2 separate regions of the Homo sapiens genome follow, and region 1 is linked to region 2. Evidence: chromatin loops called from intact Hi-C (ENCODE). Cell type or tissue: heart left ventricle. All regions are shown on one strand. Links, peaks and the distances in the headings refer to the core of each region. The heading gives the core; the rest is flanking DNA. Region 1 holds the start of KRTAP21-2 (keratin associated protein 21-2). Region 2 has its middle 35 kb from the start of KRTAP19-8.

Region 1 (17,255 bases), core at 5,512-8,011, 330 kb before region 2:
CTGGAGATTTAAGAAAATATAAACGTTAATTATAGAACATCTATCACTAATTACAGGGAATATGTCTTAGAGAGCCCTGTGCATAAATGTATTAATTAGTCTCTTAAAACCCTGATTACTGCTTTCCCTTTGCAGCCTCCCATAGAGCAAAGAAATTCATTATAATGAAGAGATCTTACAAAAATTCACATTATGCAAATTGCCTTTGGAAATACTATGAAATGTGAACCTCCCAAAAACTTTGAGAAGATATTTTATCCCATGTTATATGTAAGAAAACTGAGTTTTAGGGAGCAATTGTGTTACTAAACCAAAGTAAGAAAAGAAATAAGTAGCAAAGAAATATGCCATTGAGGACATAATCCTGGCAAATGATCATCACCTCAACTGTCCTTGAAGAGTTACCAGAATGAGATGACTGTTTCCCAGGGCAACTGAACTATTACCATATTATATCTCCTAATCTCTCTGCATCCTAGTGTGAGTAGGTTGCTATATCCCTTCAAGAACTGAAACAGACCATATTCATTATAGCATTAATCCATGAACACATTTATGAGTTCCTCTGCAATGGCTTTACTAATCTTGTTCCTCTTTTCCCTGCTTTGAGTTGCATTTTCTGTACAGATCCCAGAAATCCAGAAATACTGACTCTAACAGTAGGTAGATGCTTCAAAGCTCACTTTGAACGTGATATACTCCTTCCTAACTCTGCAATAGAATCGAGCATAATTTTTTCTTTTTGGGTCACATTATTCTTATTCATGTTGCCCTGACCCAACCTTCAATTATTTTTATTATAGAATCACTAAATTACAAAGTAGAAGTGAATAATGTGAATGAATTAATTAAGCCCAAGTTTTGAATGCACATATTTACTCAGACTTTTCTAACTGAAGATGCAAATTCTTCAACAACTTCAGGATAGAAATGTTTACAAGACAGCCTATTCCAATTTCACACTATTCTAGCCTTTAAGAACAAGTTTCTTTGTTTTTTGCTTTTTTTTTTTTTTTTTTTTTTTGAGACAGGATCTCACTCTGTTGCCCAGGCTGGCGTGCAGTCGTGCGATCATGGCTCACTGCAACCTCAACCTCCCAAGCTCAAGTGACCCACCCACCTCAGCCTCCTGAATAGCTGGGACTACAGGTGTGCACCATCATGCCTGGCTAATCCTTGCATTTTTTTCATAAACATGATATTTTGCAGAAAAAACAATTTATCTTGTAAAATTTATTTGTCTTTAAATTCTACCCATTGAATCTTGTGGTCTTCAGTGGAAACACAAAGCAGAATAAACCTAATTTTCTGTCTCACACATACACACAAGAAGTCTTTGAAAAATGCCAAACAACTTAAACATAAAACAAGCATGAAACAGAGTACAGAGATAAACTCATTTACAAGCAATAACGGAGAATAGAGGTGGCAACACCAACCAATGACAAAGGGTTTAGTAGGTGGTGTTAAAGAAGCTGGCTTAATTCAGTGAAAAGGGAAACTGGAGCACCGCATATAAAGGTAGGCTCCAGCTGGACTAATGATCTGAGTGTGAAGTGTAAAACTTTAAAAATAATAAAAGAAAATGTAGCATATCTTTGACATAAAAATAAGGTAGATCTTCTCAAAAAATAACAAATCATAGATTTAAAATGTTTGTTCAATTATGCACGATATGAGCAAAAATAAATGATAGTTTTGGCGATATTTGCAGTGTCTAAAAATGACAAGGAAATTTATCAAGAATATACAATGAAGTCCTACAAATCAGTAAGAAAAAGACAGAAATCTCAATGGAAAAATGGGCAAAGGATATGGAAGAGAAACCACAAAGGTTAACACATACTGGAAGAAATGAAAATGTTCAAACCCGTTAGTAATCAGAGATATGCAAATTAAAACAGCAAGATAACTTTTTACTTCTCAAAAAAACATTAAAAGGTGATATAAAACAATATTGGCACATGTTTGAGGACATATAAGCTGCAATTTGGCAGTTTGGACTGATGCAGACATCCTGGAGACTAACCTGATGGTACTTACTAAAATAAAATATAAACACATCATTTGTCTCAGCAATTTACATTTTGGATTGATTCTCATAGAAGCCCATGGAGGACATGTTCATTGCACCAGTGCTGTGCTGAAGAGGCTGGGTGTGATTTAAGTGTGCATCCCTGAGATACTGAATGGACAAAATCTTGTGTATTAACCACATGGAGTACCAACCAACAATTAGAAATGATAGTTTAAATCTACACATAATAGCATAAATGAGACTTTCAACACAAATAGCACTGAGAGAGAAAAGGTCTTCAGAGGATATAAAATAACACCATTTACATAGATTTAAAATATTTAATAAAATGACCGACTTTCTTGGGACTTTGAAAACATGAATAAGGATGGTTGCATATGAGATAAATTGCAATATGGCTATAAATGAGAGATGAAGGTGGAAACCAAAAAGAAATAAAAGAGAATAAATAAATTATTATGTTAGCAAAATATTAAAACACATAAAGATCCATGCGTGTTCAAACAATAACATTATATGAATAGGGGAGTATATTAATCCTCTACATTTCAAGAAAAAAATTAGTGAAGACATCAGTTGTGCACCTGCCCTAACTAAAATTGATGTAAGGACATATATTAATTTACCTAAGATTTTGCTTGCTCAGCCTTTTGTCCTTTCCTCTTGATCCCCAAGACCTATAAAATTTGGGCACACATTCTTGGCTGACTAGCACAACCCCAGTCCACAACCCCCTTTTTTTTTTCATTACACCCATCTTCAGATAAGAGTGGCCGCAGAACACATGTGTCCAAACAGGGCAGTCAAAAGTCTTCCAGGAAGTGTTCACCTTCCCCACAATGAAGGAAAAAAGTTTTAAAAGGCCTGATGTTCATCATTTATCCTTAGTCGTGCAGGATGTTGGTCATACACAGCAACCACTTTGAAACCATGAGTATGAAAGTCACACAGCAGGAGTGGGGAGTGGGAAGACAAAAGGGTCCTGATGTTTTCTGACTTCCTTGAGCATTTGTAGTAGTCTTATCTGCTTGGTGCAATATTTCTTGTTTTATGTATTTTGAAAGCTATTAACATTAAATTAATAATGTTGCCTCTTAATTCCCGTGACTTAAGCCCAGGACAGCCAGTCATTTCAGGACTAGTGCATTAACCTCGTAAGTAGATTCCTTTTCTCACTAATCTCCTTATTTTAGTCCTTTGGTCATGCATATTATAATATTTTAGTGTGATGTTTGTGTTTGTGTTTAGATATGAATGTAAATAATTAACATACAAAGAATTTAGAAAATACGTAAAACAGCCAATATTTGGATTCAACCAATAAAATATTATCTTATTTTAAGTTGCCATCACCCATCTTGTAAGGAAGCCACAAACCCTGAAACTAATGCTGATTCTGACATGAGACCAGTTTTCCTACTGAACAAGGCTTTTTATTAAGAAACTTCCATTTTTATTCCCTTGTAGTATGCACCAATTACGTGGCCCTCCTGTGCTTTTTCAGAAATCCACAATACAAAGACAGAGAAGATGATGTAAAAATTTACAATGGAAAATTAATCAGAATAAAATCTTCTGTCTTCAGTGATGTGATGGAACTACTCAGTCTCCATCCACTGCAAACAGCTTCTTGTATGTTCATTCAGATAGTTAGTGGACCATAGTTAATCTTTACTTAGATGTGAAGATAATGGGTAGGGGAGATTTCAACTGGACTTGATCTTGGAGAGGTCATCATTAAGGCAAGGATCATCTGTGGTGATGATTAGCAGCAAGAGGAATAGCATCTTCTGTAGCAAAATGGTCGACAGCCCCAGCAGCCAGAGCTGTATTTACAGCCGTAGGGAGAGCCGAATCCATATCCAGAGCCATATCCACAGCCATAGCCAGAGGCAGAGCCATATCCACAGCCATAGCCACAGCCAGTTCCATATCCAGAGCCATATTGACAGCCGGAGCCATATCTACAGCCAGAGCCATATCCACAACCATAGCCACAGCCAGTTCCATATCCACAGCCATAGCCAGAGCCAGAGCCATATCCACAACCATAGCCAGAGCCAGAGCCATATCCACAACCATAGCCACAGCCAGTTCCATATCCACAGCCATAGCCAGAGCCAGAGCCATATCCACAGCCATAGCCAGAGCCAGAGCCATATCCATAACCATAGCCACAGTCAGATCCATATCCAGAGCCGTATTGACAGCCAGAGCCATATCCACAGCCATAGCCAGAGCCAGAGCCATATCCACAGCCATAGCCAGAGCCATATCCACAGCCATAGCCAGAGCCAGAGCCATATCCATAGCCATAGCCACAGCCAGATCCATATCCAGAGCCGTATTGATAGCCAGAGCCATATCCAGAGCCAGAGCCAGAGCCATAGCCATAGCCATAGCCAGAGCCATAGCCATAGCCAGAGCCAGAGCCATATCCATAGCCATAGCCACAGCCAGAGCCATATCCATAGCCATAGCCACAGCCATAGCCATATCCATAACCATAGCCAGAGCCATATCCACAACCATATCCAGAACCACAATCATATCCACAGACAGAACCCCAGGCAGAGCCATATCTGCATATGTCCTCTTAGATCTGCCTTTGCTGCATCCCAACGTTTTGGTATGTTATGCTTTTATTTTCGTTTGTTTCAAGATATCTTTAGTTTTCCTTTCTTTTTATTCTTGACTCATTTGTTGTTTATGATGATGTTGTTTAGTTTTCATATATCTGCACATTTTCCAAAATTCCTTCCATTATTGATTTGTTGATTCAAACCATTGTGGTTGGAAAAGATACTTAATATAATCACAGTCTTCCTAAATATATTAAGACCTGTTTTGAAACACATTTCAAAACAACAAAAGAAAACTTAAATATGTTAAGACTTCTTTTGAAGCATGTTTTCTGTGTTTTGAGCAGAATTGTATTCTGCTGCTGTTGGATGAAATGTCCTATATACGCCTATTAGGTCCATTTGCTCTAAAGTATAGTTCAGATCTAATGGTTACTTACCTATTTTCTATCTGAATAATCTGTTCATTGATGAAAGAATAATAATAATAATAGTATAATAAAATACAATAATAAAATAATAGTAATATTACATTGTAAATGTCTCTTCAACTATATTAATATTTGCTTTACATTTTTAGGTGTTTGACATTGGGTACATATGTGTTTATAATTGTTATGTCTTCTTGATGAGTTAATCCATTTACCATTATATACTGACTTTCTTTTCCTTGTTTTACAGTTTTTTTTAATTCAAAGTCTAATTTATTTGATATATGTATATGGTCTTTTTTTGTTTCAATTTGCATGGAATACCTTTTTCCATCCTTGTTCTTTCAATCTATATGTGTCCTTAAAAGCAACGTGAGTTTCTTGTAGGCAACATTTAGTTGGGTCTTTGTTTATATATATACGGATATATATATATATGAATATATATACGAATATATATATATGAATATATATACGAATATATATACGAATATATATACGAATATATATACGTATATATATACGTATATATACACGAATATATATACGTATATATACGAATATATACGTATATATATACGAATATATACGAACATATATACGAACATATATACGAACATATATATGAACATATATATATGAACGTATATATGAATATATATATATGAACGTATGTATGAATATATATATGAACGTATGTATGAATGTATATATGAATATATATATGAATGTATATATGAATATATATATGAATATATATATGAATATATATATGAGCATTTTCTTGTTTTCTGGGTGTTTTGTAGATCTTTTCTTTCCTCCTCTCTGCTGTCTTCCATTGTAATTAGATAACGTTTTTCTACTGATATATGCATTCCACAGTGAGTACTTCCTGGGATCCCTTCAATAACTGAAATAGATCCCACACATTATTGCAGTAATATCTTACCACTCTAATGAGCGCTTCTGCAAGGGTATTACTAATCTGTTGTCTTTCTTTCTCCTGCTTTGGAAACCATTTTCTGCATGGACTCCCAGAAATCATTTAAAACTTGATCTAACAGTAGGTTAGCCTCAAAACTCATGTGAAACCTTACATTCTTCTTCCTAACTCTATAATAAAATTGAGTATTATTTCTTGGCATTATAGGCCATATCATTCTTATCCAGCTTGCCTACAACTAACATTCAATGATCCTTTACATATACAATCACAGAATTTCAAAGTAGAAGTGAATGATGTGGATAATTTAATTAGGTCCACGTTCAGAGTGCAGAATTACTCAGAATTTTCTAGGGGGTGGAGATACAAATTATTCAATAACTTCAGGATAGGGATGCTAACAAGACAACTTATTCCATCTTCATACTGTGTTAGCCATTTGAAAAGTGTCTTATTTTTTTAAGTCTTCCTGTCTTTAAATTCTATCCATTGGACCTAGTTGTCTTCAGTGAAAAAACAAACCAGAATAAACCTAATTCTGTATCACACATATACCTTCCCTGCAAAACCTTTTAAAAATGCTAAGAAATATAAACATAAATCAAGCATAGTACAAAGTCCAGAGACCAACTCTTGTATATGTGATAAAATCATAGACTAACGATGGTCACCACCAATCAGTTACAAATGGTGAGCTGTTTAGTAGGTGGTGCTGGAGAATCTAGCTTAATATAATGAAAAATGAAACTGGACCACCATATATAGAGGTGGACTCCAGGTGGATTAATGATCAAAGAGTGAAATGTAAAAATTTTCAATTGACAGATGTAGAATATCAATGAAATAAAGATAATATGTATCATCTTTTAAATAACTAAAAAGTCAGAAATTACAGTTTGCAATGTGGTGCAATTATGCACACTATTAACAAAAATAAACAAATGACAGTTTGTGAGATTTTTCCAGTGTCAAAAATAACAAGGGAATTTTATTAGGATTATACAATAAATGCCTACAAATCAATAAGAAAGAGACAGACACTTCTGTTTAGAAAATGAGCAAAGGATGTGGAAGAGAAAACATTAAGGATAACACATATGGAAAGAAAATTGTTCACACCCATTAATAATAAGAGATACATAAATTAAAACAGCAAGATGATATCTTTGTCACTGTGCAAACAAGCAACATTAGCATGTTAGAGTAAACAAATATTGTTACATATGTGAGGACAGATTTTGGGATTGACTTTCATAGAAGCCCATAAGGGTCACGTGTTCATTGCAGCAATGTTGTGCTGAAGAAGAGCTGGGTGTGATTATGTGTGCATCACCGAGATAGCAAAAGGCAAAATCTTGTGTATTAGCCACGTGAAGTATCATATGGCAATGAGAAATAATAGTCTAAATGTACACGTAGTAGCATAAATGAATCATTCACTGCAATTGTGCTGAAAGAAAAGGGGTTTTAAAAAATATATATAATAATACAATTTAAATAGGTTGAAAATATATAGTAGAATGGCCAACTTTTGGGGGATACTGACAAGATGAAAAGGGGTATTGCATATAAAATAATAAATAACAAGGTGTTTATGAATGAGAGATGAGTGTGAGAATGGAAATAAAAGATAAATGTAAGAGAATAAATAAATTACTCTGTTAGACAAAAAAAAATAGAAAAAGGGAAAAGAGCTATGTGTGGACAAACAGTAATATGATATAAATAGGACAGTATATTAAGCTCAAACCTCTACACTTGAAGGAAAAAAATGAGTGAAGTCATAAATTGTACCCCTTCCCAAACTCAAATTGCTGTAGGAACATATGGCCATTTACCTGAGGTTTTGCTTCCTCAGTCTTTTGTCCTTTCCTCTTGATCCCAAAGACCTACATACTTTGGGCACACATGATTGCTGACTAGCAGAACCCCTGAACACCTTTTTGTTCTTTACACACCTTTAGCTAAGAGTGGTCACAGTACACATGTGTACAAACAAGGGCAGTCAAAATTCTTCCAGGAAGAGTGTCCCTTCCCAAATAAGAGGACAAAGTTTTAAAAGACCTGATGCTCTTCATCATTTGTCCTTACTTGTGCAGAATGTTGGTCATACACAGCAACCACTTTAAAACCATGAGTATGAAAGTCACACAGAAAGGGTGGGGAGTGGGAACATAAAAGAGCCCTGATCCTTTCTCACCATCTTGAGCACTTGTAGGAGACTTATCTGCTTAGTCTAAGATTTCTTGTTTTACATATTTCAAAAGCTATTAACATTAAATTAATATTGTTGCCTCTTAATTACCTTGACTTAAGCTCAAACAAGATAGTCATTGCTGAACTAGTGCATTAACCTCATGAGTAGATCCCCTGTCTCATTCTTGGTTCTATTCTAATTCTTTTTTCATGCATATTTTAAAATTTTGAGCTTAATATTTGTGTTCATGTTTAAATAAAAATGTAAAGAGTTAACATACAAGGAATTAAGAAATATGTAAAACACAAGTATTTGGATTCAACCAATAAAATAACGTTGTCTTATTTAAAGTTGTGGTCACACAGCTTTTGAGGAAGCCACAAAACCTCAAATTAAGGAGACATTAAGGAGACCAGACTTCTTAGTGAGTAAGGCCTTTTATTAAGAAAATTCTATTTTTTTTCCATTTTAGTATGCTCCAATTATATAGTCCTCTTGTGTTTCAGCAAATAGTCATGGCACAAAGATTCAGAAAAAGATGTAAGAGCTTACATTAGAAAATTACACTAGAAAATTAATCAGAATAAAATCTCCTCTCTTCAGCGATGTGATGAAACTACTCAGTCTCCATCCACTGCCAACAGCTTCTCTTATATGCATTCAGATAGTCAGGTGACCATAGTCAACCTTTACTTAGATGTGAAGATAATGGGTAGGGGAGATTTCAATTGAACTTGATCTTGGAGAGGTCATTGCAAAGCCAAGGATGACCTGTAGTGATGATTAGTAGCAAGAGGAATAGCATCTTCTGTAGCAAAGTGGTCGGTAGCCACAGCAGCTAGAGCTGTATCCACAGCCATATCCACAGCCAGAGCCGTATCCACAGCCATAGCCACAGCCAGTTCCATAGCCAGAGCCATATCTACAGCCAGAGCCGTATCCACAGCCATAGCCACAACCATATCCACAGCCGGAACTCCAGCCAGAGCCATATCCACAGCCCCCACAGCAGTTTCTGTAGTAGTTGCAACACATGATTTCAGGAGGTTAGATTTCAGTTGAGGTGTAGGAGGATATTTCTGAAGTGTGACTGTCCTCTACTCTTCTAAGACCTTTATATACTTCCAGGGATGCATGGGTCATCCTCACATGGGCTCTATTTGCTCATTTTATAATCATCTGCCTAAAATGAGCTCATTCTGTGTACATCTACTTTCTTTGGAATTCATAATTTGCTTATGACTTCCCTAGGAATATTTTTATGCCTGAAAAGAAAACAAATATACAAGTTCTAAACACACAAGCTTATACAACCATAATTTTGTTTTCCATAGTTTCATTTCATAGCCATGACATAACACATCACCAAAATATGTTTGACCTATAAATGTATGTTTATCTTTCTGTTCTTGTAAGGTCTTGAGAATTATCTATTTAATAAGGAGTTCTCACTGCTCTTAATACCATCATCATCATCATTTCTTCTTATTCTTTCCTAATACCTTGGTGTTCTTTTCTTATCATAGTCACTAAAAATTACTAAATCATGGTTTTTGGACAAAGAATTGGGTATTTCCACGTGCTACCTCAACTTCTTGAAACCCTCTCCTTCTCTCTGAAGAAAAGTTTGACCATTCCCCCCTTTTCTAGGCAGTCTATGACCTTCTCTTGCTTGAAAAAAAAATTTTTGTTAAACGTCTGACAGGTCAGTTATGTAATATGTGTCATTTAAAATTTATAGAATAAACTTTTGATTTTTCCATTTAAAGTGAGGGGAATTCCTTGGTTCACAACTTTGTTGTTGATGTCCAGTTGTTAAATTCTGTTCTTAAACACAGGTTTGTTTGTGTTTAAGAACCGAATTAACAATTGGATATCCATAATAATTGGACCACTCTGATGTTTATGCTGTACATCGGTGCTTTCTACTGAATAATAATTTCCAGCATATCCTGGACCCAAAACTGAGGTGGAGCTTCATTGGATATCCTTAACCCACACTGCTGATACCTTCTACTGCCCTTCTGTGCCACACCCAAAAATGCAGGAGCTCTGTTTCCTCCTGCAATGTCCCTGCTGCATCCTCTCCTGAGAAAACTTGAAGCCATGCTCACAGTGAAGGAGAAATACTTAAAGGAATCCCATCTATCAGCACAGAGAATATACTGAAGGATGAATTAGATGCTGAGGGGCCACAAATTGATAATCAGTACAATGTCCTCCATGTTCCAGAGGCTCTGTAGTAGAAATAGCTTTCCCTGGAAAACAGATTGGTTAATTTCCTGACTGAGTCTTTTCCTAATTATATGACCATGGAAAATGTCCTCAACTTAGATGAACCTCAGTTTCTGCAACTGCCAAATGGGAATAAAAATAATTACTTTTATTTAAAATTTTATTAAGAGGCCTACAGAAAATACACAGGCAATATAAGTAGTGTAGCAATGACCCTGATACATGGTGGAGACAAAACTTTTTCTTTCTTTTCCCCTTTTCTTTTGCCCAAATATAAGCATTCCTAAACAGTAACAGCTTTTCAAATTTCTGTATATACTTGTATTGATCTATTTGTTGTACTAAAATTTTGAGATTTGAATTTTAATTTTGCTATTTTTAAAGTATGTGATATACATATGTGTAAATATACATATGTCAAGTAATGTTTTCGTAATAAACTTTCAAAAGTGAGCAAATGCTCTCAGAAAATGAACTTCCATGTAATTGACCTCAGTTTACCTTGCCTGAAGCATTTTATACAATAATGTTTTGTAAAAATACAGAATCAAGGAACACATCACAGGGCTACCAAAACAGTGTGGTAGTGGTATAAATATAGATAAATAGATCATTGAAAAAGAAGAGAGAACCCGGAAATAAAGCCATATTATTTATAGCCAGCTGTTCTTTGACTAAGTCAACACGAACATACATTGGGGAAAGGATATCCTCTTCAATAAATGATGCTGGGAAAATTGGATTGCTATATGCAGACGAATGAAACTGGACCCCATCTCTCACCATATACAAAAATCAACTCGAGATGTATTAAAGACTGCAATGTAAGACCTGAAACAATAAAAATACTGGAAGAAACCCTAGGGAAAACTCTTCTGAACACTGGTCAAGGCAAAGAATTCATGACAAATACTTCAAAAGTATGCAATGAAAACAAAAATAGATGAATGGGACTTAATTAAACTAAAAAGCTTCTTCACAGCAAAAGAAATAATTAACAGAGTGAACAGACAACCTGAAGAATGGGAGAAAATATTTGCAAACTATGCATCTGACAGGGGACTAACATTCAGAATGTACAAGAAACTCAAACACTTAAACAACAAAAAAAACCACAAATAATTTCATGAAAAAAGTGGACAAAGAACATGAATAGACATTTTCCAAAGCAGACATCCCCTTTTAATTTTTGAGTCACACTTACATTTATTACTTCATTGATTCTTATAAAAACAATGTAAAGTAAGTTGTGTTTTTTATTATTTTCCAGCTTTATTGAGGTATCAGGGACAAAGATAATCATATGAGCTTAAGTTATACAATATGATGATTTGATATACATATTTACTGAGAAATGATTGACACAATCAAGTAAGTTACCACAATAATCACATAATTAGCATTTTGGTTTTGTTTTATGGTGAGAACAATTAAGATCTCCCCTTAGCAAATTTCGAGTATACAATAGAGTATCGTTAACTATAGTTAGTTACCGTGTGGTAAATTGTATCTCCAGAACTTATTCTTCTTGTAACTGAAGATTTGTACCCTTAAACTAACATCTTCCCATTTCTTCCACCTCCCAACCCCTTGGCAACCACCATTCCACATTCTGTTTTTTGAGTTCTACATTTTAGATTCCACATATAAGTAAGATTACTCAGCATTTGTCTTTCTCTGGCTGACTTGTCACTTAGCATAATGCCTTCCATGTTTATCCATGCTGTTGTCAATGGCAGGATTTCTTTCCTTTTTATAATATTTCATTACAAATATACACCACAATTTATTTTTTCATTCACTCATTAGTGAACAGTTAGGTTGTTTCCATGTTTTGGCTATTGTAAATAGTGCTGCAACAAACATGGGAATGCATATATCTCTTTGAGCTACTGATTTTGTATCTTTGACATATAAACCCAGAAGTAGGGCTAGATCGTGTGGTAGTTCTAATTTTCATTTTTTAAGGAACCTCCATATTGTTATCCATAATGGCTGTATGAATTTATGTTCCCATCAAAAACAGTGCACAAATGTTTCTTTTATTGCACTTCCTCGCCAACACTTGTTATCTCTTATCTTTTTTATAATACCCATCACACCAGGTATGAGGTGATAGCTCACTGTGATTTTGATTTGCATTTCTCTGATGATTATTGATGTAAAGCAACTTTCATGTACCTAATGGTTTTTGTTTTTACACACGTCGCAGATGTGAAAACAGAAGCCACAGGTAGTTGTCACTTGCCCAAGGACTCTCAGCTGTTTAGTGGTAGAGTCAAATCGATTTAACTCCTGCAAGAATATTAAAGCTCAGGAAGGACCCATAAATTATTTTTTCCTTTAGTTTTTCAAATGGAAAATATGCACTTCATTTGACTAAAATTGCCAATATTTTGCCACTTTTGTCTTACACCTCTATCATCTGGATTTTCTTTCTTTGTGATCTTTACAATCCTAGCCAAAATGCCTAAAACTCTATACCATCTTCTAGTACTTTCATAATTTAACCTTCATGTGCAGAACTTTAATCAATGTGGAATTTCTTATGTGTATAGTGTGAGGTAGGTATTTATATCATTGTATCTAAACAGATGGGAGATTGATCAATCCCATTGCTGTGATTTAAATGTTTGCCCCCTTCAAAATTCATGTTGCAACTTAATTGCCATTGTGAAGGTATTGGGAGGTAGGACCATTATGAGGTGTTTAGGTCTTGAAGGCTCCACCCTCATAAATGGACTAACACCATTATCACAGGAGCAAGTCTGTTATTGCGGGAATGGGTTCACCCCGTCTTGCTCTCTCTCTTGCCCTCTCTTGGTCTTTCACCATGTGATGCCTTTTGCCATGTTTTGATGCAGCAGGAAGACTCTCACCACTTTGATGCTGGATTTTCCAGCCACCAGAACTATGAGCTAATAAATTTCTGTTTATCATAAATTACCCAGTCTCGGGTATTCTGTTGCAGCAGCATAAAACAAACTAAGACACACATTTACTGAATAAACTATCCCAGATGGAAAATTTGTCTACACAGGGACTTTGCTCCTCCCCTGAATTCTGCAGCACTGGCAACTGTGGTCCTATTGCCTCAGGCTGATCTACTCCTTATACCTGGATAACATGGTTAGACTTCCTAATCTTTGCTAGTGGCCTAACATGACTTCTCTTTCTAGCCAGTGTCCTTACCTGGCCAGTTGGTTATGATTGGCCCTCTAGGACAACACTCTACAATAGAAATATACCATGAAACACATTGAGAAATTTAAATTTTCCAATGTCCACATTTTAAAAAGATAAAAAGAAACAGGTGAATTAATTTTATACCATATTGTATTCACCCTAATGTCTCAAAATATTATCATTTAATATATAACAAATAATTTAAATGTATTTGATACTTTCATTCTTTTTTTTCTATTAAGTCTTTGATATCTACTCTGTATTTTACACTTACAGCGCATTTCATTTTGAATTATCCCCATTTTGAGAACTCAACAGCTGGCTAGTAGCACCATATCAGACAGTGCAGCTTACTCAAGAGACCTGATAATTCTTTTATGGAAGTGGACACTGATTAAAATTTCCCAGTGGGGCCTCCTACTCTTTCAATAAACTGACAGCTTATTTTCTTCTTTCCTTGAATTTCTTGGCCTTGAATTCCATTTTCCGTCTCTTGTAACTGACCAAATCTACCTCATCCTTTATGGCTCTGTTCCTATCATTCTTTGGAAGCAATTTCTGACACTTGTCGAGCCTTCTCTTTCCACATTCTGATTTAAGTTTCCCCCTTGAGCTCTTCTTGGTAACACCATCGTACCTACAAGCATACCTGCTATGTATGATTTAGTATTTTGTGCCCAGCTGAAGATTCTGAATTCTTAGAAGGGACTATGTGTTTTATCTCTCTGTCTCCATACCAATCACAGCACATAGCTGAAACATGAATCTTAATGTTTGTTAAAGAACAAATTTTACAATTTAGATTTTACAATTTAGAGCCTCTACAATATGTAATAATGTATCCCAAAAAAAGACTTTTGTGTTTTTTTTAAAGGAGCTTTGAAGCTTAAATCATTTTCCAACCACAGAAAGTATTGTGAAATATAAATAGTTTTTCCTTTCCTCCATAATGTGATTACATATGTGAATTCAAATATTCGTTTTTCCCAACCTCCACCAAACAGGCCACACCTACATGAGCATCTACACACACACACACACACACACACACACACACACACACACACAAACCTTCTCTAATTTTATCATCTCTGTCTCTGTTAACATTATCACCATTTTCTCATTGCACACAAGCTGAATGTCTCAAAATTTTCTTAAACTGAGATAATCACAATATTTCAGGTTTTGAAGATAAGTTAAGTGTTATCCACTGCTTGTAATACTATAATAACTTCAGAGTTCCAGACAGCACAGTTAGTCCTCAGATCTGACTCACAAATACTCCAGATGGGAAAGCTATCCTGCTCTTGGAAGAAACCCCTATTGTCCATCAGTCGGACAGATTCTATCCTGGACATAGATTTCCTCCTGGGCTGATATTGATTGTAGGGCTATCTTTCTTAGAGCCAGGCATTTTGTGGGGTCACCCAGCTCCAGGGACCTCAGAGAGCCAGACTTGGTGTAATGGTCCCTGTTGTGTGGATGAAACAGGGACACATTTATTACTGCTGATTATAACAAGTTTCTACTGAATCCAGAAGACTTTCTCTGTTGTAAGATTTCAGTGATAGAGTTTGGATGGTCTAGAACTGGAGGAAAGGACACTAAAATCAGAATCAAAGAAGCAGTAAACACTCCACATCAGAAAGTCAGCCAGGAAACTAGAACAGACCCTTTAATCTCATTTTTATGACCACCCCAATCTAAAAAGAACTCCATTAAGATACTAGACCTTGCTCTTTTCTAACTGAAAAATGTGTCATCACCTTCATCATACCCAAAACTTAATGAACTGCTGTCCCCCTTGGCATTTGCTACTGTCCTTTTTAGTCTTTCTTTGCTGCTGGAAATGTTGTATTATGAGCTCAAATGTCATAACCTCAAGATACTTCCCTGAGCTGTCTCTCCAGTACTTCAAACCTTAATCTCCTCTCCATTAAGCTGTTTCATTCCCTCTATAGCAATTATCTGTCTGAATTTGTTATAATTAGTTTTTGCTTCATTATTATTATTATTATTATTATTAATTATTTTAGACAGAGTTTTGCTCTTGTTGCCCGGGCTGGAGTGCAATGACGCAATCTTGGCTCACTGCAACCTCCATCTCCCAGGTTCAAGCGATTCTCGTGCCTCAGCCTCCCAAGTAGCTGGGATTACAGGCGCCCATCACCACGCCTGGCTAATTTTTGTATTCTTAGTAGAGACGGGGTTTCGCCATGTTGGCCAGGCTGGTCTCGAACTCCTGACCTCAAGTGATCCACCTGCCTCAGCCTCCCAAAGTGCAGGGATTAACAGGCATGAGCCACCACATCTGGCCTATTTTTGCTTCTTTAAATCTTCATCTGTTAGACTATAAACATTCTGAGAGCAGAACATTTGCTTATAATTTTTCTTCTGTGTCTTCAGGATGGTGTCTATTCAAAAATATTTAAGTGAATTAAATAGCATTTCTCAACCTCCATGTAAGCAAACATATATATTTGTACTTTTGTCAGATGTAGATACATTTGATAGTATATTTTTTCTTTGAACTTACCCTTTTTTAGGTTTTTATTTCCTCTTGCCTAACACTTGACCCTGACTCAAAATTTTCAACAATCCTGGAAGTGATCTCTCCTATTGCATTACTTTTTTTTGTGTGTGTGATGGAGTCTCAGTGTGTCACCCAAGCAATCTCGGCTCACTGCAACCTCCACCTCCTAAGGGTTCAAGCAATTCTCCTGTCTCCACCTCCTGAGTAGATGGAATTACAGGCACGCACCACCAAGCCCAGCTAATTTTTGTATTTTTAGTAGAAACAGAGTTTCACAATGTTGGCCAGGCTGGTCTCGAACTCCTGACCTCAGGTGATCCACCCACCTCAGCCTCCCAAAGTGCTGGGATTATATTACTTCTTTAAGCACTCAGGCTATATCTCCTCCCTGAGACTTTTGTCATAACATCCTGAATAGGTGTCACTTTGCCTCCCTTTCCCCCTCCAGCTCCATTCTAGACACTCAGTGCCATTTCCAAAGCACAGTTCTGAAATACTCTGTGATTTGTGCTTGGGTATGTGAGAACCTGAGCATGTGGGATATGAGAAGCAGGTAGAGAAGACATTATTTATGATGCAAGCATAAGAGGAAATAATTGCGTTATATCAAGGAAGTACCTAAGGTTCAGCCAACATACTGTTAGCCCAATTTTCAAGAGATTCCAAAACACCCCAAGAAAGAGTAATTCACAAGCAAGTACACAAAGATTTTTAGGAATAAAGAACCATTTTTATTACAAATGATTGACTTCCGCAACTGTAGATGTTATGATCATTAACACAGTCATAACAGAGAATCAGAGATTAAGGGAGCAAAAGATAACATTTGGAAAACAGTCAGATGACACCATGGATCCTATGGCCATGATTTCATTCAAAGAAATGTGAGGCTAGAGGTCGAAGATTCTGTCAAGCATGTAATTCTTGGATATAGAAATCTTGGAGTACGAATCCTTGAATCAGCATTATCTTCAGACGTGTCATTTTAGAAGCAAATGGTCCTCCGACAGTGATGTTTTAGCAGGAAGAATAGCATCTTCTAAAGCAAAATGGCCGGTAGCCACAGTAGCCAGAGCCAGAGCCATATCCACAGCCATAGCCAGTTCCATA
Region 2 (17,255 bases), core at 8,689-11,188:
GACAAGATGACCTAGCATGTGGATATCCATTTGGCTCTTTTCCACATCATCCCACTTCTTGCCCAACAACCTCATTAATCAATTGGTCACAGTGGCAGGGCTGAAGGGTATACATGGGCTCAGTAAGGTGGATCCAATCCAGCCACTGCTGAGTGCTCAATCTGCCAGCAGCAGAGGCCAGCCCTGAATCTCTGATGTAGCCTCACTACCTGAGAGAATCCTCTAGTCACCTGGAGGCATCATGGAAGGGGCAGTGGTTTGTTCCCACTGGAAAAGACACTTACTCTGCATGTAAATGTGCCTTCCCTGCCTACAACGCTTCTGCCAAAATCAGTGCTTGTAGACTCAGAGACGGCCTCATTAATTATCAAAGTGTCACACACAGCCTTGTTTCCAAACCAGGAGATCATATTCCATCAAATAAAATATGACAATAAGCTCATATGTATAGTATTGACTAGTCTTACCATGCTGCCAATCAGCCACCAGTCTGAAAAAACAACTGAATAACCTTTGGGAAACTTAGTTATGACACCAGCTTAGGGACAACACTTGGCAGGGAAGTTATAGCTAGTTATATCATATTACATAATAAGGAATTAAACTTTTAGTTATTCCGCTAGGAAAGAACGATGACCACCAGGAATGGGCAGAGGAAGAAGGAAATTATAACACCAGTTAAGCCTGTCTGTCCAGTTATAAAAACAAAGACTAGCAATTCTGGCTATTGTTTTTCTTACTTTCATATAAATACCTGTGTATATATTAACCAATTATGTTCCTTTCTTCCCCTTCTCTCATTAAGCTAGTATTGATCATCAGATGTGTTAATAGTTGGTTAGTCTTTTATCTCAGTATTCAGGTTACAAGATATCAAAGGAAAAGTGTGATGCAGCTTAAAGGGTAATAACAGTGCTGGAGAGGATGTGGAGAAATAGGAACGCTTTTACACTGTTGGTGGGACTGTAAATTAGTTCAACCATTGTGGAAGACTGTGGCAATTCCTCAAGGATCTAAAACTAGAAATACCATTTGACCCAGCAATCCCATTACTGGGTATATACCCAAAGGATTATAAATCATGCTGCTATAAAGACACATGCACATGTATGTTCATTGCGGCACTATTCACAACAGCAAAGACTTGGAACCAACCCAAATGTCCATCAATGATAGACTGGATTAAGAAAATGTGGCACTTATACACCATGGAATACTATGCAGCCATAAAAAAGGATGTGTTCATGTCCTTTGTAGGGACATGGATGAAGCTGGAAACCATCATTCTCAGCAAACTATCGCAAGGACAAAAAACCAAACACTGCATGTTCTCACTCATAGGTGGGAATTGAACAATGAGAACACTTGGATACAGGAAAGAGAACATCACACACCGGGGACTGTCATGGGGTAGGGGGAGGGGGGAGGGATAGCATTAGGAGATATACCTAATGTAAATGACGAGTTAATGGGTGCAGCACACCAGCGTGGCACATGTATACATATGTAACAAACCTGCACGTTGTGCACATGTACCCTAGAACTTAAAGTATAATTAAAAAAAAAAAGGGTAATAACATCACCCAGAGATGGATTAGATGACACATGAGACTTTGTATCCTTTTGGGGCAAGAAGGTTAGCAGGTGTTAGGTTGTTTGGGGGGTGGTTGCATCAAGTTAGAAAGTTAAATATATGTTAAAAAGGTATATATGGTGCCAAGTTAACAATGGGTTGACTACGTAGTTTTATGCATGCCAACTGGTCTACTAGCACTATGATTCCCAGAATTATCTTCTGGGAAACCTGAGCAAGATTTGGAAGGCAGAAGTGAACGGCAGCCATTGACTCTTCAAAGACCATCATTGTTAGTGCAACAAGGGATAGAAGCAGAAGTGCTGGCAGATTCCAGCCCTCATTCATGTTTTCCCTCCTCTGTATCTAGCTCTTCTTCCTGACTGCAAGCTTTGCTGACTGTGATAGGTAATTTTATGTGTCAACTCAGAGGGCATTTTGAGATGAAATTAACATTTAAATCAGTGAACTATTAGGTAAAGTAGATTGCCTTCCACAATGTGGGTGGGCCTCATCCAATACGTTAAAGGCCTGAACTGAACAAAAAGATCAGCCTCCCTGAGCAAGAGGAACTTCTCCAACAGACTGCCTTCAGCCTTTATCTGCACCATCAGCTCTCCAGGATCTCAGACTTGCCAGTCCCCCTGCAGATTTTAGACTTCCCAGCCGTCGTAATCACGTGAGCCAATTCTATAGATAGAAAGATGGGTGGATGGATGGATAGATAGATGATAAACAGATGATAGACAGATGGAGATAGACAGATAGATAGATGATATACAGATAGATGATATACGGATAGATGGGTAGATAGATAGGCAGGCAGGCAGATAGATCCTACTGGTTCTTTCTCTCTGGAGAGCCTGAACACACGGGCCAACAATCTTTCCAGGCCCATAACCAGATGCAAAGGCAACAACAGGGTTCCCAGGCTCCTTCCCAGTTTCATTCCTCAGCTGCTGCCCCTGCCTTCCCACATTCCTTTGTGAACTCTGCCCTTGTCCACTTGCACTAGCATTTCAAAAGGCACGGTTATAGACATTTCTCTGATCCTCCAACCCCTCCTTGTAAACTATACTTCTCCGGCCCCTTCCATAATGGTATAAGGCTTTATTACTATGATAAATCCCTTATTCTATAAAACTCGTAATGGTTCTGCTGTCTTTATTGTACCATGACTGATACAATATATTACCATTTTGTGCAAAAGAAATTGTGCTAACATTCTCAGCATAGGCAGTAAAGCACTCACACTGTAAAATGGTTCTCATTTCTTGTCCCATTCATCCGCTCATTCATTCACTGAGGAAACATTTGCTGAATACCTACCATCGGCCAGGTGCTGTTCTAAGACAGCAGACTTAAAATACACAAAGGGCTGTGATGTGAATATGATCAGCATCTAGAACTATAACCACTGAAGGGAAATTGCCAGGAGGAGATTTCAGTTCAATATTAAGAACTTTCTGACAATTAAAACTGCCTCAAAGGAATGGCCTCTCTGTTCTAAGGTAGTAAAGGCCTAGTACTACAGAAATTACCTAGCAACTTACTTACTTACTTCTGACACATCAGAAGCCCTGATGCATCAGTTAGCAGAGTTTGAATATTCACCAGGTTCAATTTTATATTTATATTTGATGATTCCAATATATTATATGCTATCTGTGAGATTTTGAGACTCTATATTCTGTCTGTATTCTAAGGTGACTATGAGATATAGTAGGATTATATAGTAGTCTCAGAATAATACCAAAAAGGGAAGAGAACAGGTGTCTTTTGTTTACCATATGCCAGGCAATATTCATTAGTTGTTTTATAATCCTCCCAAAACTCTAAAAAGTAAGTGTTATTATCCCCTCTCTATGGATAAAGACACTGAAATTCAGCAAGTTATAGTGACTTATCCAAACATCTCAGCCACCAATCAGAAGAAACTGAAAACTTTCTGACCCCAAACCTATGTTTTTTCTTATGCTGTATCACCCTCAAGTTTCAGCATTTTTATGTAAGAATTAGTATGGGTCGGGCACAGTGGCTCACGCCTGTAATCCCAGCACTTTGGAAGTCCCAGTCAGGTGGATCACCTGAGGTCAGGAGTTCAAGACCAGCCTGACCAACACGGAGAAACCCCATCTCTATTAAAAATACAAAATTAGCCAAGCATGGTGGCGCATCCCTGTAATCCCAGCTACTCGGGAGGCGGAGGTTGCGGTGAGCCGAGATCGTGCCATTGCTCTCCAGCCTGGGCAACAAGAGTGAAACTCTGTCTCAAAAAAAAAAAAAAAAGAATATGATTACTATTCATAATTATTGTAAGATTATTAACTTTCACATAATAAAGCATAATTCCCCATTTTTCAGGTCAAATCTTAATGCATGCATATTTCAATATATCTTAGAATATATATTGTATTAAATATATTAAGACAATAACACTACATCATTTGTCAAATGTTTTGTATGTTCCAACCACTCCAAAGTGCTTTACATTCTCAATTCATCCTCACAGGAGTCCTGCAAATGGAGATATTTTTTAGCCTTATCCTACAGATAAGAACAATGAAAATCAAAGAGGCTAAGACATGTTTCTAAAGTTGATCAGCAACTAGAAAGTGGCAAGGCTGGAATTCCAATTTTGTTCTGGTTGACTTTGAAGCTCCTTTTCCATGTTCTGGGTACCCTGGCTTACTCTCTCCCTTGGGCTGGGGCGGGGATGGTAGATTTTTCTTACCATATTTTGCAAGATGACTTGCTCTTTCTCCTATATCTTCCAAGATTATTTGCTGCCTTCTCCCTCTGGTTGTCTCCTTAAACAGCTTCTTGTTTATTTCTATAACAGTTTCTACTTTCAGCCCCATTTAAAATAAAAATTAGGAAGACTCACCCCATCAAGCCATTTCAATATGTGGAATTGGTTGAGCAAATAAAAAAAATTTGAGAATACTGAAGTTGCCATGGATGACATATTACTACCATTCGTTGTAATTTAGGTGTTGTAAGCTTTTTTTGTTTTTTCCACTTTGCTCAATCAAGCACTCCTAACTTGATGGTCTTGCTTCTAGCTATGATTCAAATCCACGGAGGATTTCATTTTGACTTTAAACTATAGCTGATTTGCTGTAGGAGATGCTTAAGACAACCAGAGATATAAATTGCCTCATCTACCGCCAAGGGAAAAATGATTGTATCTTGTAATATGAACCTCAGGATAGGGACGAGCTTGTTGGCTATATACTCCTGTTACCAACATCAGCTACAAAGAAGAAAAATAGAATTGAGGAGAAGATCATTTGTTTTCAGCTCATTACAGGGAAAGGAAAACTACGTTAGTATATATGATTCATACATAAAGAGGAACATATACATAAACACACAGTGGGAGAGAAGCAAGCTAGCATTTATTAAGTCTTAATATATACCAAGAGCTTCAGGTATCTTAAACAACCCTAAGAGATTTGGTTATTTCCATATTATGAAGGAAAGAATTGCAAAAACAAAAAAATCTGAGTTTATAAACCCCTCCTAAAGTCCAGATTTTCTGTACCATATTCTATTGACTTTATGTACAATCTTACATAAATTCCTCTTAGAAATTCTGAGATCGTTGTATATCACTTACCTTTAATATTTCAGAATGAAAATAAAGTCATGAATCTCTAAACGGGACTTCAGATTCATCTGCAGCCTCTACCAATTGTTCCCTCTTCTTTAGTTTTTCTTACCCTGTTTACAAGTGCCCCTATGTTTAAGTCTTGACAAAAATTGTTTGGAAGCTTTGATGTTTATATTGAAAGTGCATAGAAAAAAAATTTGTTTCTCCCACTTAGAAAGCATTAGAAAACTTCTAGCTACCTGGAGATGACATCTATTGTTATGAGGAGCCCAAAGCCCATCTCACTTGATTTGGGGGCAACATCTTGCCCTCCTGTGGAAAATCACCCTCCTCCTCGCTGGTGGTGTTGATGGAGTTGTCATTTAGGATGCCTCCCCTTTCCTGATTCAGGGGCAATAAACTAGGTCGGATTCTCCCTGTCCCCAACAAGGATTCAAATATCGTGCAGCAAACTTCAAAGACAGAAAACATTTGTAGCAGATTTATCCCAAAAGTGATGCTCACAGACACTGTCCATTATTCTCCTCACTCTGCCCACATGCTTGTCCCACTTATTGCTTATTTATTTATCTTTTTCTTTGGTTCTGTGTGCTATCCCATATCCTCCCATTACATTCCTTTATTTTTCTCTCCCTGTTATTAGCTAGAGGTAGCTTCTGTTGCCAGCAACCAAAGTGCCTGAGCTGACCATCCAACCATTGATAGGATACGTAGAGCCCCAGTTAGACATTTACAAGTCACTGCCTGGGACAAATTGTGACACTGGGCTCCCTGGGTCTCTCTTTCCTGGATGCTTGTGTCTCCTTCCACCTGTGTTTACAGGATGTGCACTTTCATTATCAATTTGCCGTGGTCAGCTAATCCCTTCTGAGATGATAATGCATGATAATAGCTAAAGCTGCATCACCAAAAGAGATTTTATTTCAGTAGGAAGCACAAGAAAACTAGAAAATGTGGCCGGGTGCAGTGGCTCATGCCTGTAATTTCAGAACTTTGGGAGGCCAACGTGGGTGGATCACTTGAGATCAGAAGTTTGAGACCAGCCTAGGCAACATGGTAAAACCCTGTCTCTACCGAAAAAAAATACAAAAATTAGCCGGATGTGGTGGCACACACCTGTAGTCCAAGCTACTCGGGAAGCTGAGGCACCATAATCGCTTGAACCCAGAAGGCGCAGGTTGCAGTGAGCCAAGATCCCCCCACTGCACTCCAGCCTAGATTACAGAGTGAAACCCTGTCTTAAACAAAAACAAACAAACAAAAAAGTAGAAAATGTGGCAGACACAGAAGAGTGAGACACTAATCGTGGAATTCCACATATGCTAAGAAAAGATGTACAATAAGTCATCCTGTGTAAACAGTGTCTTCCAAGACTCTCCACAATTCATGGAATTTCCCACTCAAGGACTCTGTGTCAATTTTTAATGAACCAGTTACTGAACATTGTACCTAAGACCATGACAACTTATGCTCAGCCATTCCATGCTCTTCCATACCCAGTGCAGACAAATTTATTGGGGTTTAATTCAAAATGTGCAAAAAAGAAAAATTTGCAAATTGTTTTTAAAAAGGTACCATCTACTCTCACTATTAGGAGCAAGTTTTACTACAGATTGCTCAAATAATAAATTCCTGGGATTGAGGCCCGTCTACATTACCTTGTGGTGCTTCTTTTTCTCTGTACACACTCACAGCGTAATCAGAGTAAACTACTGCAATGCATACCATCTTGCAGATGTTTCATTATGTTCTTCTATGAGATAGGCTTCTTAACCAAGGACAAGAGAAATTGTCAATTAATACCTGTCTCATTTAATCTGCAGGTGAATAGAGGGCTCAGACAGCTGTGTCTCCTCAGGGGCTTCTAATTAAAAAGGATTAAGAATATATATCCCTGCCGAGTTTCCCAGATTTCTCAATACAATCACTTTCACTCCAAGAACGTTGGCTACAGCACTATCCTATAAATAAATACCAGTCATATTTTGAGAAAGACTCAAATCAGATAACTAGAATTGCAAGCATGAAGTCAGTTCTAAATAGGTTCTGGACCCTAAACACTACAGATTCCTACTTTCCACTTTATCCCAGGCCCCTACCTGGAAAACGCTCCCTCCCCTCTGTTCAATTAAATCGTCCATGTCCTTTGAGGCACATGTCATTCCCTCCATGAAAGGTTCTGTGACCCACTGACCTCATGGTACATCCCTCTCCTGGGACCCATGAATCCCCTGAAATTGCAAGAGTCTCTTGAGGCACTTAGCATAGCTGGTCACACACTCTGACCTCGAGGCAAATCCCAAGGCTTCTCTCCTCCTGTTTAGACAATCTATAAAAAATATCCTTGGACCCTGCCAGATGGTCCGGGGATATTTTGAAGAACAGAGGTACAATTAGGGCACAGAGCTGACAGGGCACAGGAAGAAGATGTTTAGCTGGAGGAATAAAAATGAGGTGAATAGTCTGTTTTTAAAAAGATTTAAAAGGATTTTCTTCTCTTGTGTGTGGCGTAGGCTATAAGTAAAATTTATCAGGTCAAGATCAGCATTTGGTGTAACCTTGATCTACCTCTAGTCTAAGTCTAAATTTACAGGGATACAGAGAGCCCTTGAAGCTGGGCATGATTCAGACTAGCAGCAGGGTTGGAGTCTCCAGAGAAACTAGGTCCATAGGTAATAAAGAATTCCTTACACCTGCAGGGTTCTGTACATGGCATCTATCTAGGATAGAGGCTGGAAGCTGAAGGGAGATTCAGGGAGTCCTGGGTTCTGCTTCTGGCCGAATCCCATCCTATTAAAAATCATACACCACCTTGTAGAGTTAGTTGTCTATTTTAAACTCTTTCTAATTTTACTAATAGATTGGAAACCCCTTGAAGAGAATTATCTCCCTAGCAACCATTTATCATGCCTTCCACATAATAAATGTAAAGTGCTCAATGGTTTAAATTAGAAATGACTTCTTAGTGAAAAAAAAAAATCACATGGAGAAAAAGAAATATCCTAACCAAAATATCCTGCCCAACAAGTAAAACAGGCAATTTAATACAGCTATGCACAGTAGAACTCGCTAGAATAATTGCTTCCCAGACTGCAGGCTCCAAGGGGAAAGAATCACCTTTGTGCCCGCCACAGAGGAGATCAACAAATAACTATACTTAACTAATTAACTACAAGTAACTCAAAAGTTGTATTTCAACACCCCCCATATTAGTTTTCTATTGCTACTGCAACAAATTACCACAAACTTAGTGGCTTAAACTGACACAGAATTATTGTCCTATAGTTCTGTAAGTCTAAAGTCTAACTGGACTAAAATCTAGGTGTCAGGAGGGCTAGGTGTCTAGGTGTAGGGCTAAGTTCATTCTGAAGGCTGGAGGGGAGAATCTGGTTCCTGGCCTTTCTCAACTCCTAAAGGTGGCCTGCATTCATTGGCTCATAGCCCCTCCCTCCATCTTCAAAGCCAGCAGGGTAGCATCTTCAAATCTCTCTCTGTGACTCAGACACTTTTGCCTCCCTCTTAATAAGGACAATTGTGATTACAGGCAACCACAGTAATCCAATAAAGCTTCCCATCTCAAGACCCTTAACTTAATCTCATCTGCAAACTCCCTTTTGCCATGTTAGGTAACATATTTGCAGATTTCAGGAATTAGGATGTGGACATTTGGGGGCCATTGTTCTACCTACCACCACTCCCCCACCACAAACACACACACACACACACACACACACACACACAAACACACAAATGACTATGTGGCAATGTCAGACATTTGTGAAGCTCCCCAGTGCTGATAGAGGATTTTTAGAATTTTTCACATTGCTCCCATCAGAGAGATAAAAACAGAGCAAAGGAAAGATGCCACTACCCCCACCTTCCAGGGGAGAGCGGGTACATGTCTTCTCCTCTGTGGCCAGCCTCTCCCTTGACTTCTTACACTGCGGCTGCAACTACAAAGTTCATCGCCAACTGAAATGTATTAATCAAATAATTTTTATATGTGATAGGTGGTTATGGGAACCTCTTTTATAAAGGAAACGAAGTTAAAACCAGAGGATCACTTAAAATTGGGGTGTACCCACGTTTATTTTGTCAAGCTCCAGCATCTGTAATCCCAGATATTTGGGAGGCTGAGGCAGGAGGACTGCTTGAGCCCAGGAGTTTGAGGCTGCAGTGAGCTATGATCATGCCACTGCACTCCAGCCTGGGCCACAGAGGAACACTCTGTCTCTAAAAATGAAAAAGAATATTTTATCAAGCTCAGCATCCTGAATCCCACTCAGAAGGCTACTGCCCCCATGATTCCTTAGGGCTTTAGCCTCAGAGTGAAGCAATGTGGGAGCCTTCCCTAGAAAAATCAAATTTCTATGATTTGGTTTTTGAACAAAATAAGTAACAGAGGAGAAGAAAGAAAAACAGAGAAGACCAGAGGAGAAGAGGAAATGAGAGGGAAAGGAAAGGGAGGAGAGGAGGAAAAAGAGAGATGGTAGATAAAAATTTTCAGGGCATGCTTCCTTAGGAAGCAAAAACTTAGGCAACGCTTGCATCCGGTTTTCCTGAGGAGTGCAACACACTGGAATCTGGAGTGGAGGAAAGGACAGTAGAGTGGCAAAACATAGCAAATAGAAGGGTATCCTCTCCCAGCTGGGCACATCTTCAAAATCAAGTATATCGTGCCTATCACATGGACAGCCTCCAGATGCTACCCGGAAACTAGAACCACATGGGGAGGGAAGGAGAGCAATTGATCTGTAGGCTTGTTCTTGTCTCCCATTCTCATCAGTCCAAGTTCATATAAGTTGTGTTACCTGGTCGCTCTGGGAAGCCATTGGGAAACCAGACATCACTCCCTGAACACAGTCTTTATCTCAGTTCTAAAGGAGTAGGAAGGCCAGAGCCCTGTGAGCCTGGTCTTAGCTAACTCCAAGTTCAAACTCAACTGATCCACTGTCTCTAGGGATGCCTTTGCAGGACAGACCTTGATGGAAGCATGGGACCTCAAACCCCCCTGGTCTGTCTTTAGCTACTACATTCAAGGCCCCAGGAACTTAGTTAAGACAATTCATCCCCAGGGAAACTAGCTGGGCTTCCATCTTGCTTCTTCTTGGCCACAGGACCAAGACTCTATCACTTTAGTGCTGGATATGCTGTGGTTCTACATCCATGAGCACAGTGGAGGTCACAACAGCCACATTGCATAGTCACAGTGAGCTCTGTGATGTGTAGGAAGTGAGCCAGGGGCACAGCTGCCCAGAGAGCCCTTGCCACAGAGGAAGTTATGGTTCAAGACTTATGGGAAAGAAAAGATGTAACATGGGGCACTGAGAGGCACATAAAATTGGACCCGATACCAAACCCAAGCACACAGTAACTTGTACATAACACCAAATTATGCCATGGCGATGAAGTGCTTTGAATTTCAGTGGGAAAAAAATCTCCCAAAGCTGAGGGGACAACGACAGCATCAGAGAAGCAGCAGCTCTCAAGCTAAGCTATGAGGGAGAGCTTGTAATAAGTAATTCCCAAAGATGGAGGTTGCGTAATCACGCTGTAATCACATAAGTGCATCAGGTGCTGTCCTAGAAACTTTCCATTAAATAGTCCATTTAATCAACCGCTCTGTCTGGGAGAGTTAAGGATGTCATTCCCATTCAACTAATAAGGAAGCTGACAATACAGTTTAGTGGAGGTCATTCAAAGTAGCAAAAAGAGCTAAAGATGTGGAAGAGTTGACGGCTCATTAAGGAGAAAAGAAAAATATATTTTTAAGGGGTAGATAACCCCCAGACCCAGGAGGGTCTTCAGAGCTGGGCTGTCGAGTTGGAACATTATTTGGTGACAATGAGGCAAGCAGGGAAGGGTTATCTACTGAGGAATGACTTGTGTATAAAGTTTCAGAAGATAATCCTGCTGGTGGCATGAAGAACGAAGGCAGAGACCAATGGAAAGATAATCAGACTTCTGTCTTCCATGTAGAAGACAGAGGCCCTGGTGACCCTGAAAACTTGAAAGTTGACAAGATGGCAGGAAGGGTGAAGACAACCCCGGGGCTCTTCCACGAGCATATCACAGGTGGCCCAGTGCAACTGAGGGGAACTACATTCCCTATTTGTCCTTCTGCACTGATTGTGCAAAGCTCTCACCATGAGACCTGGCTCACCCAAAGGCTATAGACTAGTGTGAAACTTTCAACTCGCTGTGACTCTCCCAAAGACAGAGTGCATGAGGGCTCAGGACCAGCCCTGCCTTAATCCTCACATATCCTTTGTAGTCGCAGAATCATATCACTTGGCACTTCCATTTCCAAGCAGTTCTAGAACTTTCCAGGTGCACTTGCTAATTATCACAGACCACCGGGTGCTGGGAGAAGCAGCTACGGTGATCACAGCCATGAGCAGAGCACAGTTGGGCCCAAAACTAGTGGCTGCATGAAAATGAAATGCAGAAGACCTGTTTCTTTGCAATATGTTATTATATTCACCAGATAAACATGAAGCTCATGAATTATCTTTCATTCGGTAAGATTAGCAACTCTTAGGAAATGATTTCCTACCTGGGATGAGAAAAAATCTAATTTATTATAAATGAAATATGCAACCCTATATGCAAACACTTATAGGAGATGGGTTTGTATGAGCTTTGTGCTGTTACAGAAAGCTAAATTTCCCTGGAGACTCTGAAAAGGTTATCACACGTGGTTTCTTACTGTCAGCCTATGGGCGAGGCAGGGTCTGTGAGGAATGGTCTCAAGCAACAGCCTCTCTTAGGAGCCAGTAAACTGCACTCTCTGGAGTCTGCTCCCCACCTGCCCTCATGCCCTTCTTCCCCTCCTCAGCAATCACAGTTCCAAATCAGTTCCTCTCACTTCCTTCAAGTCTTGCCCCTCACCTCCATTTGAGAATTCAAAGTAGAGTTTAGATCTTTTACAGGTCTGCTGGAGAAATTGGCTCTGAAAACATGACTTAAATTAGAGCTTAAGCAACCAGAGAAAAATATTCAAGACCTAGAGAGAATTTCAGGAGAACATTTATACATATCCTGTTATAGTATAATAGGTGGAATGGTGGTCCCCAAAAATAGGGTCACGTGTGGTGGCTCATGCCAGTAGTCCCAGCATTTTAGGAAGCCAACGTGAGAGGATCATTTGAGCCCAGGAATTCAAGACCAACCTGGGCAACACAGCAAGACCCCATCTCTACAAAAAAAAAAAAAAAACTAGCTGAATGTGATGCTGCATGCTTATAGTACTAGCTGCTAGGGAGGCTGAGGCAGGAGGATCTCTTGAGCCCAAAAGTTCGAGCCTACACTGAGCTATGGTCACACCACTGCACTCCAGCTTGGGTGACAGAGGGAAACCGTGTCTCAAAAAAATGAATAAAAATGAAAAAGATACGTTCCCATCCTAATTCCCAAAACCTTTAAATGTTAATTTATTGGGGAGAAGTATGTTTGCAGTTGTGATTAAGAATCTTGAGATAAGATGATCCTGGATAATTAGGTGGGCCCTAACTTCAATGACAAGTGTCCTTATAAACAAAGGGCAAAGGGAAATTTGAGACAGAAGAGGGGAAGACACAGAGAATAGGAGGAAGCAATGTAACCATGGAGGTGGAGATTGGAGAGATGCAACCACACACCCAAGAATGCCGACAGCAACCAGAAGCCAGAGGGGCAATGGATGGAATATCTTCTGGAGCCTCTAGAAGGAGTATAGCCCTGACCCTGACAACAACCCCATTTCAGACTCCTGGCCTCCAGAACTCTGAGAGAATAAGTTTCTGTTTTAAGCTACATAATTTGTGATAATTTGTGACAGAAACCACAGAAGACAAATACACCTGGTTTTAAGCAGACAACTTAAACCATTGTTAATCATTTCTTCTTCCACTGCCTGCCGTGCCATATACACAGGCCTATACACATTAACAACACTACCGCCAATACCATCATCTTCTGAAAAGTTTTATTTGCATGTCGCTCTGCAGATAATAACCCTTCAGTGCCAGCAGAAGACTCAGTATGGGATTCTTGTTGAAATTGGTGGGAAGAGAGGACTGGGGATTAGTGGGAGCTGTCGGGAGCTACCTTGAGACCACAGAGGGACATCAGGCTGAGATCAGAATCAGCACAGAAAAGAGCAGAACTGAAAACAGAGACATCAAGGCAACACCCCAAAACACCCCTGGAACCCCCGAGCTTTTCAGTTAAGTGAGATAATATGTCCTTGCTTTATTAATTTGAGTTTATTGACCTTTTTTTCACTTGCAACTGACTTGATTCAGGACACAAAGCAACGCAGACCCCAAGAACATAAGCAATGCCTGAGGTTTTCTGTGAGAACAGCCTGAAAGCCAGTATCTATTTGAGTGATGACTCTCATCGGTTTTTGGTTTTAAAGTTAGTCCAAGAGAAAGTGAAAGAACAAATCAAAACATGAATTTTATCTGTGGTTCAGTTTTCTATGATATCTCCCCACCCAGTCCTGGCTACTGTGGCTTTGAGTCACCCATCTTTTCAGTTCAAAGTTGGTAATTCAATCTTGCCTCCTATCAGCATCTCTAGCCAATCCTCCAGCCTTCAGGGAAATGGTGCACAAAGTAATAGCTTTGTTGACATGGGAAAAGAGGAGCAGAACGTACCAAACATGACGTTAACTAGGTAAAGACATTGCTTCATGTCCTGCTGGAAACAATGGTCAAGTTACATTCCTCTTATCTGGAGCCAGAATCCGTCCAAGCTGTTAGCAAAGATACTCAATGTTTGTGATATGTATGGCACTTTATAGCTTATGAAGTGCTTTCTTTTTACATTTATTTTTATTTTTCAATAAAAATGGGGTCTCACTATGTTGCCAAAGCTGGTCTCGAATTCCTGGGCTCAAGCAATCCTCCCACCTCAGCCTCCCAAAGTGCTGGGATGACAGGCCTGAGCCATCGCTCATAGCCAAAATGCTTTCTCATCTATTTTCTCATTTAATTTTCTCTACCTCCAGCCTTCTAATGATAGGCAAGGACAGAATGGTACCCTGGCCTGCTGCAGATGAGGAAACTGAGGCTCAGTAAAGTTGAGTGGTTTGTTCTAGGCCAAAGAGCTAGTGACTCTAAAAACAAGACCCATGCAATCATGATGTAACAATGAATCTAAGGAATACTTCCTTTGCCTCAATAAGAACAATGAAGCTTTGCATCCCCTCCACTATCTCCCAAGTCACTAAACAAAGGCCTGGGTAGGCTTTTCTTTTTTGACTTGGCTGACTACTGTGGTAGATGAAGAAAGAAATAAGTCTATTGCATGATTCCAGAGCTGAGAAAGCCCTATGTCCCCAACTACCTCCTCCCCACCCCAGCTCCCACTACATCTGAAACTGGAGCAAGAGAGCCTTTTATTCCACCATTAGAGATGGACTGAAAAAAAAAAAAAAACTGTGTAACATCAAGCAGGAATTCACCATTAACTGTGAAATCACCCCACAATCATCCCTTTCACCTACATTTCCAATGACTTCTCACCAGCCTTCCATTTTACTCTTCCATCACCCCCTGCCCCCAAATGCAAGGCTTCCTAAGAGCAGACTTGAATGTGAGTGAGGGCAGCAATGAAAACTGCAGGGCACTGGGCATTGGGAGTATGTGTGTGTACAGGGGTGGACAGCCAGGGTAGAGAGAGGTGGGCTGGGAAAAAGGAGGGAATAATCCAGGTACCCTTTACTGCACCAGCTGCCACTTACACGTCATCTTATTTGATGCTGATGACCCAGCTCCTTTATGGAAGGCATTATTTCCTTCCCTGTGTAAATGAAGAAATCAAAGCTCTGGAAAGTAAAATAAGTTGCTCAGTTCAAGAGAAAATGACCAACATGACTATGTATGCACGATTACGTAAGAGAAGACTGTGATGCCCACCTTGCTAGGAGACTGTGTCTCCTTTGGTGGCTTTGAAGAAGCAAGTTGCCATGTTGTGAACTGTCTATGGAGTGGGCACGTGTCAGTGGCCCTTGGCTGATAGTAAGAAACTGAAGCCCACAATTCAACAGCCTGCCAGGAACTGAATTCTGCCAATAATCATGCATCCTTGGAAGCAAATCCTTCCCCCGTTGAGCCTTAGATGAGACCATAGTCCTGGTCAACACCTTGATTGCGGTTTTACAGAGGATCCAGCTAAGCCATGCCTGGACTCCTGTCCCATAGAGTTTATGAAATGTGTTAGTGTTTTCTTGGCATGATAGAAGAAGCTGAAAAGATACGTATCAGACAATACAGGAAGATAAGCATAGGAAGTGAATTTTCACCAAGGACTACTCAATTCTACAGTATTCCCCTGGCTTTTTGGCTCTTGCTTGCTTTTATAAAATCTGTCCCACTTGTTTCTTTTCTTGCAACAATAATAACAGTCCATGATCATTAATCAATTTCCCTTCATTTTAAGCCAACACAGTTGTGGTAAAACAATGTTTTGCAGTTGAAGGTGTACAAAGTTTGCAACCGTTTAAAACACCCTTCATGAGACTAAACCAAAATGGCCAAGGCCCCCTTTACCTGTGCATTTTCTAAAAACAAATCATCTTTAGAAGGGCAGCCTGATTAGAGCCTACACATGCCTCTCTCCTCCTGCCACTGCATCATCAGATCGGTTCTATGATGCTTCAATCATAGTTCTCAGACCTGATGGACCATCAAAATCACCTTAAAAGCCTGAGAGAGGCCAGGCGCGGTGACTCATGCCTGTAATCCCAGCACTTCGGGAGGCCAAGGTGGGCAGATCACAAGGTCGGGAGATCGAGACCATCCTAGCTAACATGGTGAAATCTGTCTCTACTAAAAATACAAAAAATTAGCTGGGCGTGGTGGCAGGAGCCTGTAGTCCCAGCTACTCAGGAGGCTGAGGCAGGAGAATGGCGTGAACCCGGGAGGCGGAGCTTGCAGTGAGCGGAGATCGCACCACTGAACTCCAGCCTGGGCAACAAAAAAAAAGCCTGAGAGAAAAACACAGATTCCAAGTTTAATGAGACTGCTATACAGCAGTGGTTCTCAAAGTGTGGTCTCCTGGAACTTGTGGAAATGCAACTTCCCAGGTCTTACCCCAAAACTCCTAAAACAGACACTCTCGGGGTAGAGCCAGCAATCTGCAATTCTGAGACTCACTCATATTTGAGAACCTCTGTGGTGTGGAATATTCACAGCATAGAAAATATAAGCAATAATAGTAATATGGGAGAAAAGGCAGTCTGTAAAGAAATGTATTCAATCTATTTCAATTTTTTAGGGAAAAAACCTCCTAGAAATCTATAAACAAAATATCAAAAGTGGTTATTTTTGGATGACGGTTTTCATTTTTCTTTGTCATCTTCTATACACATAGCTTTTCTAAAATAGGTATGTATTACTTTCAAAATCAAAACAAGTTAAAAGAAAAACAGAACTGTGAGATTGAAAGGCAATTAATTTAAAGTATACGGCACAAAATTTACCATTTTGAATATTGCATTAAGATATTCAAAAATTTTTTCCCTTTTCATTTCACACAGAAATGCGGAATAATTTTCCTTACCCCTATAATAATAGTGGAAGATAGGGCAAGGGGAAAAATGATGAGTTGCTTTGACTTCATAGAAATGCAAATTTCTCTCGTGAATTCACAGGTTAAAAACTGGAGAATCTGGCTGACGACTATTGTAATTGTGGTCTCTGTGTCTTCAGTGAAATCCTCAAGGTAATTTTTGTCAGTTTCTGCTCCATGTCATTTATCATTACTGACAATCTACTTCAATAGGTAAAATCAAAACTTAAAGGAATAGACCGGCCGGGAGCAGTGGCTCACACCTGTAATCCCAGCACTTTGGGAGGCCAAGGCGGATAGCTCACCTGAGGTCAGGAGTTCGAGACTAGCCTGACCAACATGGTGAAACCTCGTCTCTACTAAAAACACACACACACAAAAAAGCTGGGGGTGGTGGCATGCCTGTAGTCCCAGCTACTTCGGAGACTGACGCACGAGAATCACTTGAACCCGGGAGACAGTGGTTGCAGTGAGGGGAGATCGCACCACTGCACTCCAGCCTGGGCG

Evidence for each region. A loop is a pair of places that touch in the nucleus more often than their neighbours do. Peaks named below come from ENCODE experiments on the same cell type or tissue, not always from the same donor. Only the 100,000 strongest peaks of a DNase experiment are listed, where the experiment ranks them.
Region 1: it touches region 2 in a loop (2.1-fold over the local background); 2 of 110 quality-filtered maps call a loop at or near these places.

What each region holds. Positions count from the first base shown.
Region 1 is chr21:30,737,977-30,755,231 of GRCh38, forward strand. KRTAP21-2 (keratin associated protein 21-2) reads right to left here and starts at 9,283. Exons shown (of 1, transcript NM_181617.3): 1 at 8,818-9,283. The coding sequence starts at 9,226. The coding sequence ends at 8,975. KRTAP21-1 (keratin associated protein 21-1) reads right to left here. Exons shown (of 1, transcript NM_181619.2): 1 at 17,039-17,255. The coding sequence ends at 17,163. It also overlaps the pseudogene KRTAP21-4P. RefSeq lists enhancers at 3,746-4,246, 4,247-4,747. In heart left ventricle, for the core only: no CTCF peak of the experiment used is centred there; no DNase peak of the experiment used is centred there.
Region 2 is chr21:31,065,330-31,082,584 of GRCh38, forward strand. No RefSeq gene overlaps it. Among named protein-coding and RNA genes, the nearest start is that of KRTAP19-8, 35 kb to the left of the region's middle. In heart left ventricle, for the core only: no CTCF peak of the experiment used is centred there; no DNase peak of the experiment used is centred there.